Regions from separate parts of the Mus musculus genome. Here region 1 is linked to region 2. A link is a contact called in ENCODE POLR2A ChIA-PET data. All regions are on one chromosome and are shown on one strand. The core of a region is the stretch at or near the end of the contact, and the rest is flanking DNA. Distances in the headings are between cores, read along the strand shown. Region 1 holds the start of Zfas1 (zinc finger, NFX1-type containing 1, antisense RNA 1). Region 2 holds the start of Cse1l (chromosome segregation 1-like (S. cerevisiae)).

Region 1 (7,154 bases), core at 812-3,311, 160 kb after region 2:
TGCTGGGTGAAGAGGAAGCCCCTTCAGGGAACTTCTCAATATAACTCAGGCATAGCCTGTGGATGCAGGGGGGCAGGGTGGTGGTGACTCAGTTCTCAGCTAAAGGATTTTTGAGACTGTCCTCACAGTTTTAAAATATTCATAGTTGGAAACTGTGAATAGATTTGGCATTGTATGAGAGGTGGCTTTTATTCTTATCAGAAAAAAAAAAAAAAAGAGTCCCTTTTCTTCCCACAGGGAATATTTTCTGTGGTGACTTTTCTCCTCATCTTACCAAACCCTGTTCTTATGATGCAGGCTCAATGGTTAGTGTTTGTTTTAAGAAAAATTTTCTGAGGAAAATCCCTTCTTCCTCATTTTGAAAAAAAAATACTAAAATAGAATGCAGCAGCAGTGTAAAAGAAAACAGAAGCAAATAAGTGCTAGAGAAGGCGAGGGAAGAGTGGCAGGAGCAGGCGGGGAGGGCAAGTAAGGCAGGGAGGGCAAGCAAGGCAGGGAGGGCACCAGATCAGCAATGGTTAAGCTGTTGCAGGGATAACATTTAGAGACTTCTAATTACAGGGTAAGATGAAAGAGGATGGAGCAAGAGGTGGCAGCTGGGTTGTAGCTAGGTAAATTTCAAGTCCCGAGAGAAGTCGCCACACCATACATCCCTCAGAGAAACACTGTAAGGTTACAGAAAGCAGGAGAGATCTGGGGGGGACTCAGAGGTAGGGCAGGGCCTAGGGATGGGGAGCCCAGGGTGGTTGTGGAACAAGTGGGTATAGCAATAGGTGAGAAATGGAGAGAGTGGGGCTCCAGGGACCGGGAGCAGAGGCAGGACAACTACGCACAGGGGATGACTGGGTGCTGAGATGAAGGGGCACTAGAGGTGGGGTGTGATCAGGGTGGTGACAGATGAACTGAAGAGAGTCGAAGCAGGTAATGGCAGTGCCCGCGGCTCAGGATACGCTGGGTACTGAGGGAGGAGACACCGACTCTGGAGGTGATGGGGGCTGCTAAGGAGAGGAGACAGGGACTCTGGGGAGTGATGGTGAGGCTAATGGAAGGGAACAGGGATTTAGGGGTGATGGGGCTGCTGAGGAGAGGAAACAGGGACTGGGAAATGGGGCTGCTGATAACCAGGTAGACTTAACTCAGGGAACGATGGAGGGTGACGGTGGAGGTGGGAGGACAGGACTCTGGGGGTGGTAAGGAGTGGAAAAAGATCCTAGGGGTGATGGGAGATTCCAAATACTCCGGAGATGATAGGGGAACTGAGGGACTCTGGGGGCTATAGGGAAACTAAGAGAAAGGGGCAGGGACTCTGGGGGCTATAGGGAAACTGAAGAAGCAGACAGGGACTTCGGGGACTATAGGGGGGGCTGAGAGAAAGAGAACAGGGACTCCGGAGGCTACAGGATAATTGAGGGAAGAGGACAGGGACTCCGGAGGCTACAGGATAATTGAGGGAAGGGGACAGGGACTCCGGGGGTATAGGGAAACTGAGGGAAAGGGACAGGGACTCTGGAGGCTATAGGAAAACTAAGGGAAGGGGACATGGACTCTGGGGACTATAGGAGAACTGAGGGAAGGGGACAGGGACTCCGGGGGTGGTGGGGGCGCTGAGTGGGGCAGATAGGGACTCCAAGGCTAACCTGACACCCGGCCGGAGGCAGAGCGGGACGCCGGCGGTCGCAGCGCCGCAGAAGCAGGTGCGTGATAGGGCGGAGGCCACTCACCGGCTCGGGCGCGTCCTCCGCAGGGCTAGAGCTCAGCCCCGGCCCTGGCAGGTCGCGGCCCCGCCCGGCACCGCGAACTTTCGGTTTCCAGTCCCTGCAGCCCCTGGGCGGGGCGAGTAGCCTAGTGGGCGGCCCGGAGGAAGAGGAGGCCGCGCAGGACGAGGAGGCGGTGCCGCGGGCTCCAGCGAGAGGCCGGGCTCGCCTGCGCCCCCGCCCTCGGGGCGGGCGGAAGGGCGGCGTCGCCTCAGCGCCCGCGGTAGCGGCGGCGGCTGGACTGGCGGCTCCCCGCGGGCGCGGCGGAGGGGAGGGCGCGGCGGGGGGCGGGTTGACTGCGCCCCGGGCGGCCGCAGGTCTCGGCTGGCCCCGGAGCCAGGGGGACGCGGCGGGCGGCTCGTGCGTGCCAAGCGCGACATGGCGCGGAAGCCGAGAAGCCCCGGAGGCCCAGTGAGCACGGGGAGGGGCTAGACACTGGCTGGACAACCATTAGCTAGCTGGGGCCGGGCGGCTCGGGGACTACATTTCCCAGGACGCCAAGCGGTCGCGCCCGGAAGCGACGCGCCATGGGCACAGTGCGCAGGCGCACGCGCCGCCAAGGTCTATATAAGGAAGGTTCGCCGCCGCTCTCGTCCTTTCGTTCCGGCGGCTCCTAGAGCGTTTGCTTTGTTCCCGATATGTCTCGTCCCTCCGGGGTTAACTTGCAGATGGTGAGTTGAGTCCACACAGCACAAGTTTTTTTTTTGTTAACCTCTTATCAAGTTTAGTCGCTGTAACCGCTCCTAGTCTCCAAGTGTTGCTTATGGAGCGCGATCCCCAGGTTGACCTTCGAAGACGTGATTCAAGTGGAAAAGACGCCTTCTGCTTTGGCCTGGGAAGCTTTTTGCTGGTGTAAATGATGAACTCACTTTTTTCCCCGTCATATCGACAGTGCTGATGTTTTAAAACATTTGCCAGTTTGTCCTGATAAACACCAGCCTTCGAGGACCCTGGTCTTCTTTGTTCCTGGTCGAGGATATAGGTGGTGATGGACGCTTTTGTTTTGTAGGTTGACCTGACCAAGCAGGACAGCATGGAGGTTGGAGGGAGAGAAGGGCATCGAGGGAGATGAGAACTCACCTACCATCTGAAAGTCTTAAGGTATGCATTCGTCTAGTGGCCTAAAGTGGCAATCACGTGCTTTGAAGAGCCTTTAAGTGGGCAGTGATAGGGAATTTGATGCAAGAGTTACTGCTGAGGTTCGTTGTTTTAAAAGCCCCGAGGATTGAGCCTTATTATCAAAGTATACTAAAGTCTTTTAATTGTGTATCTGTACATACTGACACAGGAGATGCAGAGCCCTGTTGTTATTTAAAGTGTCCTGGTAGAACTGCCTGAGAAAAGGACTGATTAAGAAAATGGTCCCATTGAGATTAGTCTGTAACACATTTTCTTGGCTGTTGATATGGGAGCATTCAGCAGTTTGTGGGTGCAGTGTCTGAGCCGGGTTGAGATTTCTTTTGTATATGCGTGGTATTTAGAAAGGCAATGAAACATGTCTGCTAAAGTATTTGCAGGCTAGTGCTTTTCAAGATGTGACAATGGCTATCCTCCATTACTGTATTCTGATATCCACCCTGACCCACTCAGATAAAAATGTGAATATGCCCTAAATCAAGTAGGCCCGAGAAATGGCTTAGCAGTTAAGAGCACTGATGGCTCTTTCGAGGGGTCCTGAGTTAAATTTCTAGCAACCACATGGTGGCTCACAACCATCTATAATGGGGTCTGGTGCCCTCTTATGGTGTCTCTGAAGAGAACAATGGTGGTGTACTCGTGCATAAAATATATGAATAAATCTTACTCTTAAAAAAAGTAGGCCCGGGCTGGAGAGATGGCTCAGTGGGTAAGAGCACCCGACTGCTCTTCCGAAGGTCCAGAGTTCAAATCCCAGCAACCACATGGTGGCTCACAACCATCCTTAACGAGATCTGACTCCCTCTTCTGGAGTGTCTGAGGACAGCTACAGTGTACTTACATATAATAATAAATAAATAAATCTTTAAAAAAAAAAAAAAAAAGTAGGCCCAGGCAAGTTGACTTAAATTGAGGCAAGCCTAGAGACTGAAGGGTGCTATGTCTGAACAATTGTCATATCATTTGCAAGTGGACAGTGCCAGTCAGAGTTGTATATGTGAGACAGTTGCATTTAGGGTTTGGTGCTGGAGTCATGGGCGCCTCAGGTCATACGTGAGGCCTCCTGGTACATAATGTTGAAACTTTCCAAGGCGATTGTGATTATCTCAGCAAGTCCCATTCCTTTAGCTAATAATTGGAGACACTGGTATTACAGCTGTCTCCTGTAAAGGAGATGTAGTCCTAAGTAGCTGTCTACCTAGCCCTTGGGATCAGGCTCAGCAGCCTCCCACAGACAGGCATGTGTGATGACACAACTTTTTTCCCCATCAGATCGACCATGTTGATCACATTCTTTTAAGCCAGTATGTCTGACATGCCTGCCTGACAGTACCCACTGCTGCTGTGCCCTTGGCGCTCAGGTAGTTGACAGGTTATTTCTGCATTTTATCTCAGGTTTGCTGACAGACAAAACCGGGCTTTGAATGGAGCGTGAACTCCTGAGGCGAGCATTGGTGAGTGGTTTCCACGTGTCCCTCTTCCAGTGTATACTTTGTTTCTGACATAAACTTGGCTGGTGAACTGATGATATCATTTCTTTCCCCGTCAGATCGACCCTGTTGATCTCAAATACTAATTGCCAGTTTTGTCTGATGCATCAGCCCCAGGAATAATTCATTGTTGGCTTTAATCTATTTCACTTGATAATGGCTTCGATTTATTTTCTACAGGCCCGAGAGAGCCGAGGATGCAGGTGTTGGTCTGATCTTGATTTCAGGTGAGGTTCTTTTACTGTTTTAACCTGTTTCTAGGGATGTTATAACAAGTGTGGAGAGTAACGGGTGTTTGATTCTTGGCTTTTGCTGCTCTGTTCATGCTGTTAAGGTTCCTGGTGGGATTCAAGTTCACCATGTTGCTTGCTAAGTGGGGGTGGGGGATGTGTTCAGCCAGAAAAGCCTATCAACATTTTACTTTTCTTTTTAGGTACTTTTGGAATACAGAATACCAGATGTGTTCCTGCTGCCCAGCCCCACAAGGCTATGCAGAATGCAAAGAAGAGTTACTTTTTGGCTGGGGAGTAGTGGTATCATGTGCACTATTGCTGGAAATAATAAATATTGGCCTATCTGTAGAAATAAAAATCTGACTAATGATATTTATCTGCTGTGTCTTGAGTTTCTGGGTTGGGTGGGCCTACAGCTGCTTCCTGTGAACATTTCCCACTGCCTTAAGTGGGACAGCTGTGAGTAGCTAGCACCCTGGTGCTAGCTTTTAAGTTACAGGTCAGCCTGGCTGTAGCTGCTTTGCTGCTCCTGGCTTGCAGAGCATCTCCAGCCTTGTGGGGCCCAGGGATCACATTAGGGTTACTGCAGGTGAGAAGTGGCAGCCAAGGTTATCTGGACTTGGGGGTGACTTTGGCTCAGGTAAGTGGGCCTGAGTTTTTAGGTCCAGTGGCCCTGTGGTGGCTGATACATGGTTTGCCTGGCTGCTTCTCAACAGCCTCTTCTAAGCCCAATCCCTCTGTTTACTAAGAATCATAACCACACTTTTTAAAAAGATTGTGGGGCTGGAGAGATGGCTCGGGGTAAGAGCACTGACTGCTCCTTCCAGAGGAGCAGCAACCACATGGTGGCTCACAACCATCTGTAATGGAATCCAATGCCCCTTTCTGCTGTGTCTGAAGACAGCTAGTGAATTCATTACACAATCTTTTTTTTTATTTATTTTTAAAGATTTATTTGAGTACACTGTAGCTGTCTTCAGACACACCAGAAGAGGGTGTCAGATCTCATTACAGGTGGTTGTGAGCCACCATGTGGTTGCTGGGAATTGAACTCAGGACCTCTGGAAGACCCGCCAGTGCTTTTAGCACACCCTGGTGCTAGCTTGTAAATTTAGTTACAGGTCAGCCTGGCTGTAGCTGCTTTGCTGCTCCTGGCTTGCAGAGCATCTCCAGCTTTGTGGGGCCCAGGGATCACATTAGGGTTTCTGCGGGCTGAACTAGGTTCATGGAACTACCAGGTTCCATGCCAATCAATGCTTAGCATATTGTATGACTTGTTAACCACCTTCCTATAGTACAGAGGTCCACCCCACAGTTAATGTCCCTGGAAGGGACAGTGGGCCCTCTACATTTAACAACCCTTCAGTTTGGGAAAAGATCTGTTGCCTTCTCTTTTGGATCCACTTGAAGTATTCTCCCTGCCCCCTTTTAACAGCACATGCACCATGCTCAAGTTGCTGCAAGGGCTGGCTGCTTGGACTTCAGAGGTCAGTTGTTGAGCTGATACTTTTGAGCAAGACATAGTATCTTACATCAGTTTCCCAGGGTGTGTCTCTAAAACCCTTTCAAAACTTTTATGTGGGGCTGGAGAGATGGCTCAGTGGTTAAGAGCACTGAATGACTGCTCTTCCGAAGTTCCTGAGTTCTATTACCAGTAACCAGTAACCACGTGGTGGCTTACAGCATCTGAAATGGGATCTGATGCCTTTTTCTGGGATGTCTGAAGACAGCTACAGTGTACTCATATAATAAATCTTATGTGTATGGGTGTTTTGTTTGTATGTCTGCACCACATGTATGCAGTGCCCACAGGCATAAGAAGGGCATCATGTTCCCTGGAGGTGAAGTTACCATGGTAATAAGTCATCACATGGGTGCTAGAACTCCAACCTGGGCCTTCAGAAAGGGCAGCTAGTAATGTTAACCACTGGTCCATGCTTCTAACCTTTTAAGATATATTTTATTTATTTGTGTACACTGTAGATGTTTACAGACACACCAGAAGAGGGCATCGGATCCCATTACGGATGGTTGTGAGCCACCGTGTGGTTGCTGGGGATTGAACTCAGGACCTCTGGAAGAGCAGTCAGTGCTCTCACAAACTGAGCCCCTCTCTAGCCTTTTAAAGCCTTCTTCAGACATATGAAATATCTCTGAGGTGACGGGCACCTGACCCAAAGGAGATGCCGAAGCCCATGTCCCTCCAGATTCACTCATTGCCTAAGTGGCATTGCATTCTGGGTGCTCTCCCCTGGGGTGAGTAGACCGTGGGGCTTGCTTCTCCTTTTTGCTTAAGTTTTCTAATGGGTGGAAATGGCTGGGAAGATAGCTCACTCGGTAAGTTTTTTGCTGTGCAGTGTGAGGACTTGTGTCTAGATTCCATCACCCAGCACAGTGTGCAGTGCCCCTGTGAGCTCAGGAAGAAGGGTGGGGAGAGAGGACCGCTGGGGTTTACAGGTTAGCCTGTGTAACGAAATCTGTGAGCTCCATGTCCAGTGAGAGCAGCTCTTCCCCCAAATAAGATGGGGCCAGTGAAATGG
Region 2 (6,899 bases), core at 3,597-6,096:
GCTTCACATGAGTGCAGTGCCTGTAGAGGCCAGAGAGGGCATCGGATACCCTAGAACTAGAGTTACAGCAGTTCTCGGCCACCATGCGGGTGCTGTGATCGGAACCTGGGAGTCTCCAAGCGCAGCAACAGTTTTTAACTGTTGGGCTGTCTCTCTAGCCCACTGCCTCTATTTAAAAACCAAGGACAAACACGCCTCAGTGTGATGCTTCTTGATTTTAGCTATGACCGCTCTTTTCTTCTTACTTGGGCCAAAGGACACTTGTTCTCTGCAAGTATGAGCGGATGTGCCCACATCCGTCTGAATGGAAATAGAAGAAATGGTCTTCCATGGAGCCCGCGATAGGAGATGCGTCTTTTCAGAATGATCTTCCATGCTGTAGAGACATTGTTTCCTTAGTCATCGAAAACAAGGGAATGAATTATGAGTGAATACTTAGAATTCTGCTTAGTTATCATCTGTGTTTCCAACACCATCATTCACAGTTGTAGCCAACGCTAAGAATAGGTAGTGGTACTCATTCGGCTTCGCCACACACCCTGCAGATCGGCCTGTCCAAAGTACCCGCTAGCATGGCGCTTCTGCTGCTGCAGAGACATAGTGTGTGCTGGGGTGCTTACTCTCAGACAGACCTGATCATCTTGCCTCAGCGTTTGGGTTTTCAGGCTGGTGTTAGCTGCAGGGTACCAGCCTGTATCCAGTGTATGTGGTATGTGTGTATGTGTGTATGTATATGTGGTTGTGCATTTGTGAAGTGTGTATATGTGTGTGGATAGTGTTTGTGTGTTTGCATGCATAAATATATATATATGTGTGTGTGGTCTGTTATATGTGGTGTGTGTGTGTGTATGGTATATATATACATATATATATATGTATATGTGTGTGTGTGTGTGGTGTGTGTGATATTTGGACTGGGTATCAAATTGTAAGAAACATGAAGTTTTTTTTATCATACAGTGTAAAATTTGTCTTTTTTTTTTTTTTTTTTTTTTTTTCTGAGACATGGTTTCTCTTTGTAGCCCTGGCTGTCCTGGAATTCACTCTGTAGACCAGGCTGGCCTCGAACTCAGAAATCTGCCTGCCTCTGCCTCCCAAGTGCTGGGATTAAAGGCGTGCACCACCATGCCCAGCTCTGGCTTTTTTTTTTTTTTTTTTTAAAACCAAGACCTAGTCCATCAAATTCCATAGATCTTGGAAATTCTCTAATTGTACTAATCTTGCTTTTTGGCTTCTGTAGTTTCACTTAAAAAAAAAAGATTTTATTTATTTTTATGTATATGGGTACGCTGTAGCTGTAGATGGTTGTGAGCCTTCGTGTGGTTGTTGGGAATTGATTTTAGGACCTCTGCTCCCTCCTGTCAACCCTGCCCGCTCCGGCCCAAAGATTTATTATTATATAAGTACTATTATATAAGTACACTGTAGCTGTCTTCAGACACACCAGAAGAGGGCATCAGATCTCATTAAGGGTAGTTGTGAGCTACCATGTGGTTGTTGGGATTTGAACTCAGGACCTTCAGAAGAGCAGTCAGTGCTCTCAGCTGCTGAGCCATCTCTCCAGCCCCAAAATTTCTCTTTATGACAAGAAATTCATATATTTTATCCTCTCCAACCTTGTAAGATTTTATATAAATGGTTTAGTCTCCTTACCCTGTAAAACCTTTGTTTATGTAAAGGCCCTGTTGCTCTCTTGGAACTTAAAAATATTAAGAGCCCAACCCCTTCTTCTCTCCATCATATCCTTTGTTTTCTTGTTCTGTTTTGTTGAGACAGGGTTTCTCTGTGCAGTCCTGACTGTCCTGGAACTTTCTCTGTAGACCAGGCTGGCCTTGATAAGGATTAAAGGCGAGTACCACCACACCCAGTTCTTCACTTTCTTTTGAAACTAGCCAATGGAGAAGTGTGAGGTCAGACACCAGCCAATGGAGGAAAGACCTGACCGATCGTCGCCTACATCAGAAAATGCTCTTCCATGTTTCTGAGCAATGCACTCTAGAATCTAGAACAAATGTTCTCACCATGGGGCTCACCTAAGAACATTGGAAGACAGTTACTTACGTTATATTATTATGTTAATAATAGGAGCAAAATTACAATTATGAAGTAGCAACAAAAATAATTTTATGGTTGGGGGGGTCCCCACAACATGAGGAACAGTATGAAAGGATCCCAGTGTTAGGAAGGCTGAGGACCACTGCTCTAGTCCAGGGTCTAGGTCAAAGTAAAGTCTTGCCCTGTTGAGACATTTCAACTGGAATAGTGGTCTCATTCTTTAGAACTTTGAACTTATTTCTAACAAAATCCAGGGCCTTACCAGCCGGTGGTGGTACACGCCTTTAATCCCAGCACTCAGGAGGCAGAGGTAGGCGGATTTCTGAGTTTGAGGCCAGCCTGGTCTACAAAGTGAGTTCCAGGACAGTCAGGGCTATACAGAGAAACCCTGTCTTGAAAAACCAAACAAACAAAAAAAATCCAGTGCCTTGCTTGTACTTATACACGACATTTCACCTATACGGATGTGCATACCCAACACACAGGGAGGGGCAGGAGAGGTGCTCCTCCATGGGTGAAAGCACTGGCTGCTCTTCCAGGGGACCCAGGTACTGTTTCCAGCTCCCATGTGTCACCTCCAGCTCTGTGGGAAACAGCGCTCTCCTCTGGCCTCTTTGGGCACTGCATGCATGTGGCACACAGAAAAGAAAAAAACCTTAACATTAAATATACATATATTTGGACTAGAGAGGTGGCTCAGAGGTTAAGAGCACTGTCTGCTCTTCCAGAGGTCCTGAGTTCAATTTCCCAGCAACCACATGGTGGCTCATAACCATCCACAATGAGATCTGGTGCCCTCTTCAGGCATGCAGGCATACATGCGGGCAGAATATTGTATACGTAATAAATAAATAAATCTAAAAAAAAATTACCTAGCAACAGAGCCTGGTGGTGGTGGCAGTGGCACATCTTTAATCCCAACATTTGGGAGATGGAGTCAACCAGATCTCTGTGAGTTCGAGACCAGCCTAGTCTACAGCTCTGTCTTCCAGGACAGCGACAGCTACACAGAAAAACCCTGTCTCGAGAAGTCATAAGCAAACCAAACCAATCAAACAAAAAACCCCAGAACATCTTTACTGAGCAGCTGGGGTGTGCTGAGTGTTGGAGGCACGGCTATAAAGAAGAGCAGTAAGACTTAAGCTCTTGTGTAGAAGAAACACAAGAAACTCACACGCCTTGCAGACAGCATGAGGAGGAGGGCTGAGGGTAGAAGCACTTGCTGCCAAGACTGAGGGCCAGGGTTCAATCCCTGGGACCCACAAGCTGGTGAGACCTGACCTCACACAGCTACCATGGCACCCACGCACCCCTCCTGTTACATAAATTAACTCAGGATGATAGAATGAAGTCAAGCCAACCAGGTAAGATACAGAAAACCCAGTTTAGGGCTGGCGAGATGGCTCAGTGGTTAAGAGCACCGGCTGCTCTTCTGAAGGTCCTGAGTTCAAATCCCAGCAACCACATGGTGGCTCACAACCATCCGTAATGAAATCTGATGCCCTCTTCTGGAGTGTCTGAAGACAGCTACAGTGTACTTACATATAACAAATAAATAAATCTTAAAAAAAAAAACAGTTTAATGAGAACCTTACATAAACAATGCATGCTTTTGAGGGTAAGCGTTCCCATGAAGTATCGATTATGAAAATGAGTGTTTGTGACCTGGAATTCATGGCAAGCTAGGCAGCCTGTCCTTTACTGGCTAAAACGCAAAGTGAGCCAGCTACTCCTGGACCCAGAGACAGGAAGGAACACATATCAGTGCAGTAAAGTGGGGTAAGCTTGTAGCAGAGAGGAACAGAGAAGGCAAGCTAAGCTGGCTTCTTCAGCCCGGTCTTACTACAGAACACTAGGCTTCAGTCTTGATCAAAAACCTGCTTCTAGACCTTCACCTTTCTTTGCTTGCGAGGCGTACAGTCACACAACTGTCTCCTGGCTTTTGAAAAGATAAGATTTCTCTTGTTCAAGGGTCAAATGAACATCCCAGTTACCTTTAAGTTGCCACCAACTACATCGTCGTCTGAAAAAAAAAATTTTTTTTTGAGAAAGGATCTCACTGTGTAGCTATGCCTGGCCTCTGTGTAGACCATGCTGGGCTTAAATAAATGGCGATTGTCTTGCTTCTGCCTCCCAAGTGCCAAGTGGTAACAAGCATGAGCCATCGCCTTCAGCTTCTGAAATCATGTGTGTGTGAGTGAATGAATGTGGGTGTCTTCATCCATTGCTCTCTTAGTTTTCAAGGCTGGATCTCTTATGGAAACAGAAGCTCACCAATTAGCTAGACAGGCCGGCCAGTAAGCCCCAGCGATCTTCCTGTGTCTGCCTCCCCAGGTACGGAATTGTAGTCAGGCTGGCTTTTATGTGGGTGCTGGGGATTCGAACTCCCGTCTTCTTCCTTGCGCAGCTATCACTTGCTTAACCAAGCGTGCTATCCCCTAGCTTGAAATTCTTACTCATTCGTTTATTCTATTTGTCCTAGAACAGACGCTCTGCTCTGTCCCTTCGCTCAGGCGTGAACGAGCACGTTCCATCCAACAGTTAGAAGCCACTAGGAGCCACTCGCAGAACCTGCTAGGGTCTGAGGAAAGAAACCCAAAACAGAAGCCTGCGTCAAAAGGCACGGTCTCTTGTGACGTCACCGCAGACCCGAGCAATGGTTCCGATTGGCCCTCGCAGCCGGGGTGGGGCCAAAGCATTCCTGGCTCCACCCCGCGTCCCGGTCTCACTCGCACATGCGCAGTGGCCGCCACCTTAGCCGCCGCGCCATTTTGCCAGGGTTTGAATGTGAGGCGGAGCAGCGGCTGGAGTGGGGTAGTGTCGGCTGCAGCTCTCGCTTGGGATTCCCTCCTCGGTCTCGGCGTCCCCACGAGGTGAGGCATGGAGCGAGCAGGGTGGCCGCGGGGACGCGGCTGAGGGAGGGGCCGATCGCTGGGAGGTGGATCTGGGCCTCAGCCCGAGGACGCGCGCCTGGTCTTCCCCGCACGCCGCCTCTGGGTCGGGCCTGACCGCTCCGGGAAGCTGGGGCAGCTTGGGGCTCGGCCTCACGCGAGCTTCTCGAGCTCCCGCCCCTTCCCTTCCAGCGTTGCTGGGATTGGTCGCGCCGCCGCGTAGGCGTCCGCGGATTGGTCAAGCCCGCGCGTCCGTTCTCGGCGCGCCGGGGCCCGCAGCGTGAGCGCTGTTCCGCGCCGAGGCCTGACCTGGCCGAGCCGGTCTGGGTCCCTGGTTCTAAAAGAGGCCGGAGATCGCCCACTCTGACTTCGCGGGGCTTTGGCCTCCGCCAGAGTGGACTTGGCCCTCGGGTTTCAGCTGGCTGTGACGTTCGTGTCCCTAGGACCTAAGGAACCTACAGGCGAATGGTGTTCCCCTGCCTGGGGCTCGCCGGCTTTCCAGTTAGATAATCTGTCCCCACGCACACTCCGTCTTTCCCTAGGAGTGTAATTCAGAGCTAGTCCTTGCCTCTCTACGAATTTCCTAGTTTTTAAATAATTAGGTGATGCTGGGCGTGGAAACCGTGCTCCCTCACGTGTTGAACAATCTCTTCCACTGAAATGGCATTTTTACCCTCTCCTCAAACTTACGATTCTTCACTTGCATATTCGGTTAAGTGGCTTGAAGGTTCCGCTGACTGCAGGCTGTGTTTCCCAGAGGGCTCGCCTGAACTGCTGACCATGGCCATTCGTCTCTCCATAAGCACTGTCGCCTCCATGACCGGCTCTTTTAAGTATTCATAGTCCCGTCCTGTATGCTAAGTCCCCAGCTTTCGTGATGTTAGAAGCAGCTGACCTCAGATCTTGGCGGGGCTGCCTCCCTCCCTGCCTTTCAAGTTCCCTTCTTAGGGAGGAGTTCTCAGTTCTCACTGCGATGGCCACATCACCCACGTTTATGTGTCCTGTAGCATTGACCTTATATGTAGTAACTACTGCTTGTTTCTCACGGTTCTCATCTGCTCTGAGTTATCTTTAAGGATAACTTTTTATTGCTGGGTCCCATGTATGAGAGCCACATGGTGAATGCTCTGTTATTTTATGAAGACATGGAAGGTATCTGTCTGTCTGTCTATCTATTTATTTTGGATAAAGGGTCTTTCATAGCCCAGGCTAGACTTAGAGCGTTATCTTTCTACAAGTGTAGGCTACCACACTCAACTCTTCTTCACTTTTCCATTTGTGCAAAGGAATTTTCTCCCCTCTGGCTGTTTGGTGTTCTAGTTGGGCTTTGGGAAGCCAGTCTCTAGACAGGAATTGGTTGAGAGAGCAGTGCTTTTAACTGTGGAATTGATTTATTGCCTTATTTGTTTAATATCTCATTCTATGAAACCCTGGGAATATAGTGAAGAATCACAAGTGGACAAGGTGTCTCTCTTTAGGGAGCTCACGTTCTAATTGGAGGAGTCCGTGAGTGAGTTCAGGTATTTCAGGTCGTGACAGAGGTGACAGGTGAAGAGGTGGCGTTTGAGCAGAGACTAACCAGGGAAAGGTGAGGTGAACAAGAAACAAAAACTCAAGGACAGAAACTCACTTGGAATTCGGGGCGTCTTAGGAAAATCCAAGTCAAGTGGTGGGAAGAAGAGCTGGTGCAGGACTTTGTGGCCGTGTAAGTTTGGGTTTGATACAGAGTGGAAGCAGAGAAATGATGTAGGGACTCAGGTTACTGCCCAGACTCCTGTTGTCTTGAAGTGTGCTTAGTAACTGTTCTTTTTTTTTTTTTTTTTTTTTTTTTTTTTTTTGTGGTGTATGGGGGATATAACTCCCCCCTTTTTTTTTTTTTTTTTTTTTTTTTTTGATTTATTTTATTATTATATGTAACTACACTGTAGCTGTCTTCAGACACACCAGAAGAGG

What was found. ChIA-PET counts read pairs that join two places held with the same protein, here RNA polymerase II (POLR2A).
Region 1: POLR2A ChIA-PET joins it to region 2 with 11 read pairs in Patski. The contact joins the promoter of Zfas1 here to the promoter of Cse1l in region 2. POLR2A ChIA-PET finds 5 or more read pairs at or near these places in 3 of 5 experiments (Patski and embryonic stem cell).

The regions. Positions count from the first base shown.
Region 1 is chr2:167,060,873-167,068,026 of GRCm38, forward strand. Zfas1 (zinc finger, NFX1-type containing 1, antisense RNA 1) reads left to right here and starts at 2,062. Exons shown (of 5, transcript NR_138563.1): 1 at 2,062-2,425; 2 at 2,764-2,855; 3 at 4,287-4,345; 4 at 4,562-4,608; 5 at 4,815-4,990. It overlaps Znfx1 (zinc finger, NFX1-type containing 1), which reads right to left and starts at 2,143. Exons shown (of 14, transcript NM_001033196.2): 1 at 1,638-2,143. It overlaps LOC115486178 (a small nucleolar RNA gene), which reads left to right and starts at 2,601; the gene lies at 2,601-2,693. It overlaps Gm23201 (a small nucleolar RNA gene), which reads left to right and starts at 4,126; the gene lies at 4,126-4,214. It also overlaps Snord12.
Region 2 is chr2:166,901,250-166,908,148 of GRCm38, forward strand. Cse1l (chromosome segregation 1-like (S. cerevisiae)) reads left to right here and starts at 4,847. Exons shown (of 25, transcript NM_023565.3): 1 at 4,847-4,928. It overlaps Gm31204 (a long non-coding RNA gene), which reads right to left and starts at 6,045. Exons shown (of 3, transcript XR_866966.3): 1 at 4,330-6,045; 2 at 246-376.